Regions from separate parts of the Homo sapiens genome. Here region 1 is linked to region 2. A link is a loop called in an ENCODE intact Hi-C map of the cell type or tissue named here. Cell type or tissue: Caco-2. All regions are shown on one strand. Each heading gives the region's core, and the rest is flanking DNA. Links, peaks and the distances in the headings are about the cores only.

Region 1 (2,914 bases), core at 240-2,739, 74 kb before region 2:
GCACTTCTTGAGGAGGCTGGAATAAACTTACCAGGCTTTACCCAAAAGAAAAAGAAAGGGGAAAAATGCTAAATAAACACATTCCAAGTATTTTCTCTCAGCTAAAAGGTTTCTATTTCCATTCAGCATGTAGATTTTCTCTCTTTTGATCGAGAATGCACTTGACTAGCCTTCACCTATTACAGTCAAAGATGTTTTTTAGGAATACCTGGAAAGCTCAGTTTATAGTCAAGTAAGTTACTTAAAAGTTTTTCCTTTGAGATTTTCCTTTGAAAGCTCATTTACTCAAATGAAAAATTCTTAAACAGTGCACCCACTTTTTGCACGTTAAATTACATAAGCAATTTATAATTTGGGGCAACATAGCAATTTGAAACAAACTTTAAGAGCCAGGCAAAGAACTAAAGCAGTTCTGTTCTCCACTGCCCCTCCCTCCACCAAACCTTCAAAAATTCCTCAGCATTTCTGCCAGCCCCATTTTTCATAATCTGCTGCAAATCTGTTATTTGTTGCTACTAGTGAGGACTGGCCGTGAATAGTCTTGGAGGTAGTGAATGTGGTGAGAACTATGGAGAAAGTAATGGGAACAATAGTTTTGTGTTAAATACTTAAAAATTGGAGTGCTTTTGTTTTTCTAAAATTTTAAAAGGCTGTAATAACAAATTTTTGTAGCTGACAATCAACTTTAATCAGACAATCATAAAAAGGCCTTTTAAAATCCACCCAGCTGGAAGAATGAAAAGTTTCACCAATCGTTCTTGCACTTTTTGCTTTTGGTTTTGAACTTTACCTATGAGATGTGTGACAGTTTTACATCTCACCTTGTGAAAAGCTTAAAGAATGGGATTCTCACTGGCAGAATTACAGCACAAAGGAGTGCTGTATGAAGAAATTAAACATGGAAATTAGACTCTTCATCTAATTTTAAGATTTTCCTATTACACATTGTGGGTCTGAGTGCTTTGCTGACCACACAGGGGAGACAGAGAGAGAGACAATGAGAATATGTGTGTAGATTCTACACTGTTAGCAGTATAGAAGAATGGGTAAATAAAATTTAAGCATCACTTTAACCCAGGAAATCCCCTCTGCCCCCCAACACACATACACACTACACGTCTCACAAAGACATGCACACACAGAACTGGAACTGCCAAACCAGGAGCATTTCGAGGCTTTCCAGTCTTTCCTTTCTGCTCAGTCTCTGATGGGGGTGCCATTGAGCAGCAAAATGAGGCAAGCGGTGGCTCTCTGAAGGGCCAGGGAGAGGATGGAGCAAGATAAATATAAATGTGGATAAAAATGAATGCATTATGAGGACTTAGCTCATGACGAGGCTGTGTGTGCAGCTAAACTCAACCCTTAGAGTAAATTAGGCTTTTAAGATTCTTTAATGTTAATATTTCTTTTCCAAACTGATATTGTAACATGTATTCCAGTATATTGTAAACATCTTCCCAGAGGGAACTTTTAAGTTGTTCTGTTGCTTGTGGGCTTTATTCCAAAGGCTTCAAATGCTTTTTGAAAGTACATCGTGCATATTTTAAAAATGAATACTTTTAGAAAATTATTCTGACCCATTAAAGTGCTGAGTGGAATTCTTTTCTTTTCTTTCTTTCTTTTTTTTTTTTTTTTGGCAGGTTCTCATTCTGCCACCCAGGCTAGAGTGCAGTGGCACCATCACGGCTCACTGCAACCTCAACCTTCCGGGCTCAAGTGATCCTCCCACCTCAGCCTCCCAAGTAGCTATGACCACAGGCACATACCACCATGCCTGGCTAATTTTTTATTTTTTGTAGAGACAGGATCTCACTATGTTGCCCAGGCTGGTCTTGAACTCCTGGGCTCAAGCGATCTTCCCACCTTAGCCTCTCAGAGTGTGGGGATTATAGGCATGAGCCACCATGCACAGCTGAATACAATTTTTAAAAAATTAACAATAATTATGTTTTTTTGTTTTTGAGATAGAGTTTCACTCTTGCTGTCCAGGCTAGAGTGCAATGGCACAATCTCGGCTCACCGCAACTTCCCGCCTCCCGGGTTCAAGCAGTTCTCCTGCCTCAGCCTCCTGAGTAGCTGGGATTACAGGCATGCACCACCACGCCTGGCTAATTTTGTATTTTTGGTAGAGACAGGGTTTCTCCGTGTTGGTTAGGTTGGTCTCGAACTCCCAACCTCAGGTGATCTGCCTGCCTTGGCCTCCCAAAGTGCTGGGATTACAGGCATGAGCCACCACACCCAGCCAATAATTATATTTTTAAATCTTAATTTTTGAAATAATTTCCAGATAATTGTAGAAGGGCCAGTGAGTTACTAGTCAGCATTGGTCAAGAAGAGGTTCAATCTTTTTATGCCTGTGAATTGGGAACATGCTGCTGGGTAGAAAAACTGAGCTGGGACCTTGAACACACATGTGAAACAGTCGCTTTCCATATAATAGCCAGAATGAGATTTTGGAAACGAATCTGATTGTATTTTCCATTTGAAAATCTTCCAGTGGCTTCCTGTTCCCTACTAGAATTTGCAGAGACTCACAGCGAACCTCTTTGACCCATTTCCATTCACTTCCCTCTTGTTCCTACCACTCCAGCCACCTGTGTCTTCTTTCTAGGGCCTGAGCAGCCTTTGCAGTGACTCTTCCCTCTGGCTGGAACCTTTTTCCCAAGATCTCGGCATGCTGGCTTCTTCTCATCCTTTGGGTTTCAGTTCAGAGGTTCTCCTTGAGAAGCCTTCCCCAATAACCACCCCCTGCCAAAGTATCATATGCATACACCCCACTATCCCTTAAATTTAATTTCCTGATAATGCTTCTCACAACCTGATCAGTTCCTTCCTTCCTTCCTTCCTTCCTCCCTCCCTCCCTCCCTCTATTTCTTTATTGACAGAGTCTTGCAATGGCAAATTCTCTGCTCAC
Region 2 (2,914 bases), core at 136-2,635:
TTTGGAGGGGGATGTGGAGAGACTGGTGGAGTTATGGAGGGAAAGATAAGGCAGTATGTTTAAAGGAGATTTGGAGAAAAGTTTTCTGAAGGAGGGGCAAATGACCCTTTGCTATATCTCCTCATCAAAAAAAAAAAAAAAAAAAAGCCAAGAATCTACATTTCCTGTGTGTGCCTCTGGAATTCAATTTCTGTTGGGGTCGAAGGGGTTAAGAATAAAGGACACACTAAAATTAGCCTCAGGATGAGTGCATTGGCTCACGCCTGTAATCCTAGCACTTTGGGAGGCCAAGGCAGGCAGAACCCTTAAGATCAGGAGTTCAAGACCAGCCTGGCCAACATGGTGAAACCCCACCTCTACTAAAAAAAAAAAAAAAAAAAAAAAAAAGTTAGCCAGGCGTGGTGGCAGGCACCTGTGATCCCAGCTACTCTGAAGGCTGAGGTGGGAGAATCACTTGAACCTGGGAGACGGAGGTCAAACCATTGCACTCCAGCCTGGGCAACAGAGTCAGACTCCATCTCAAAAAAAGTAGTAATAATAATAACAATAAAATAAAATAAAGTTAGCCTCAAGGCAAGAGCAGTGTTCCTTAGGTTACATAATAAAAAGAAAGATTAAGAAACGCTGGGTGTGGTGGCTCACGCCTGTAATCCCAGCGCTTTGGAAGTCCAAGGCAGGTGGATCACCTGAGGTCAGGAGTTCGAGGCCAGCATGGCCGACATAGTGAAACCCCATCTCTACTAAAAATACAAAATTAGCTGTGCGTGGTGGCACATGCCTGTAATCCCAGCTACTCAGGAGACTGAGGCAGGAGAATTGCTTGAATCCGGGAGGCGGAGGTTGCAGTGAGTTGAGATAACACCACTGCACTCCAGCCTGGGCAAAGAGAGCGAAGGTCCATCTCAAAAAAAAAAAAAAAAAAAAAAAGAAAGAAAAGAAAAGAAAAGAAAAAGAAAGCAAGAAACCCATCCTCTAAAAGCAGAATTTGGGAAATATTTCCTTTAAAAGGCAAAATAGTAAATATTTCAGGGTTTGCCAGCACATATTATATCTGTTTCCTCTGTTGCATACTCCATGAAGCAGCTGAAAGAGGTCAAGAATCGAAGAGGTTCTAAGAGAGGAGAGGCTTTATTTTATAGTATAATATGAATTCTAATCATCATAATTATTTGCTCCGTTACCTGCCACAGTGAGAATTGTTAATTGTTATTTTAGGCGTTTTCCTCAGGTGTTCAGTTATTGTCCGAGGGCATGAGTAACACACAGTGATGCTAGCGGTAAAATGTGTGTGTGCCCAGAAAGGAAGCAGGTCCTTCCCCTTAGCGTAGAGGAAGGGCCACGTGCACCGAATGCACACAGGCCCCGTGCCTGACATTCCCACCACCTTACTAATGCCCGGTCCTCATGTTTACTCTTCGTTTAGGTCAAGGAAGCTGATCCGCTGAGTAATGGCTCAGTCATGATTTTTAACACCTCTGCCTTACCACATCTGTACCAAATCAAGCAGCTGCAAGCCCTGGCTAATTACAGCATTGGTGTTTCCTGCATGAATGAAATAGGCTGGTCTGCAGTGAGCCCTTGGATTCTAGCCAGCACGACTGAAGGAGGTAATTCCTGGGGTTCAGAATGTATATTGCCCCCAATGACATGTGATTCAACAAACCCTTCCCAGTGGCCTGACTGAGAGTTGAAACTTTGCTTTGTTTGGACTTTGTCTCTGGAGGAGAAAATTATTGAGGCGACTGATGAAAATGGGAAAGATATTTCCTCCATACTGTAAAAGCATTCAGTGACAAAACTTAGCCGTGTTATGTATAGGTAATCTTTTCTTTTACATAGGAGATAATAGCAGCACACTTTAAAACATGCTCTCTCACAACACAACAATCAATACATGTTACCAACACAGTGGTCAATACAGAAGCCTTCGGCCACTCCAATATATGTGGGGATTTCTCTCCACCAGCAAGCAGTCGGCTCTGCAGCGGAGACCAGCTGAGTGTCCTCCATTCAAGTCTGACACTACATGGAGATAGCTTCAGATCCCATAGGTTGAGGACTCAATCCCCAGGCCTCCCCTCCCTCCCAACCCCGTCCCCAGCCTTTAGATGCCAATCACAAGTCTGGGCCTCTGGAACTTCTGACTAAGTGTTTCCCATGACCTCAGCTTTGTGTCCAATTAATTTGCTAGAACGGTTCACAGACCTCAGGGAAATACTTATATTTACCAGTTTATCATAAAGGATATTACAAAGGATACAAATGAAGAGATGCGGAGGATGAGATATAGAAGGAAAGGGTGTGGAGCTTCCATGCCCTCCCTGGGCGCACCACCCTCCAGGAACCTGCACATGTTCAGCTATCTGGAAGCTCTCTGAACCCTGTTCTCTTGTTTTTTTGTGGAAGCTTCATGATGTCAGCATTCCTTCCTCCAGGTTATGGGTCAGGACCCCCTTTGTAATAAGGGTCTTATGACCCACAGTCAGAAAGATGGGGAAGATTAGAGTCCTGCATTGAGGCAGGTGAAAGGAGGGCGGGAAGAGGTCAGAGAGATTGTTTTCTGAGGCCTGCCCCTGAGGCGTAAAGCACCCAACATCATAGCAAAAGATTGTAACCAGGGCTATGGGAGTTGTAAGCCAGAAATCATGACAAAAACCTGTGTGTGTGTGTGTGTGTGTGTGTGTGTGTGTGTGTGTGTGTGTGTGTAGGTTATTATATATATGTACATATACACACATATATACACATAAAATAACCCACAAGTCCATTAAAATGTAATCGAATCATTCAAATGGATAGGTTTAATTGCATCGTATTTTCTATTTGTTCTATCTGTAATTTGTTCTCCTTTTCTTCTTTTTCTTCATTTAAAAATATTATTTTTATATTTTTAATATTAATATTTTTATGATTC

Evidence for each region. Peaks named below come from ENCODE experiments on the same cell type or tissue, not always from the same donor. Only the 100,000 strongest peaks of a DNase experiment are listed, where the experiment ranks them.
Region 1: a loop joins it to region 2, with 3 times the contacts of the local background. A loop is called at or near these places in 23 of 110 quality-filtered maps.

The regions. Positions count from the first base shown.
Region 1 is chr2:111,899,941-111,902,854 of GRCh38, forward strand. The region is part of intron 1 of MERTK (MER proto-oncogene, tyrosine kinase); the gene reads left to right. Among named protein-coding and RNA genes, the nearest start is that of MERTK, 2.8 kb to the left of the region's middle. In Caco-2, for the core only: a CTCF peak has its summit at 1,190; a DNase peak (open chromatin) is centred at 1,211; H3K4me3 peaks cover 58 bases.
Region 2 is chr2:111,973,866-111,976,779 of GRCh38, forward strand. It overlaps MERTK (MER proto-oncogene, tyrosine kinase), which reads left to right. Exons shown (of 19, transcript NM_006343.3): 7 at 1,424-1,607. Among named protein-coding and RNA genes, the nearest start is that of MERTK, 77 kb to the left of the region's middle. RefSeq lists an enhancer at 1,327-1,621. In Caco-2, for the core only: no CTCF peak of the experiment used is centred there; a DNase peak (open chromatin) is centred at 1,376.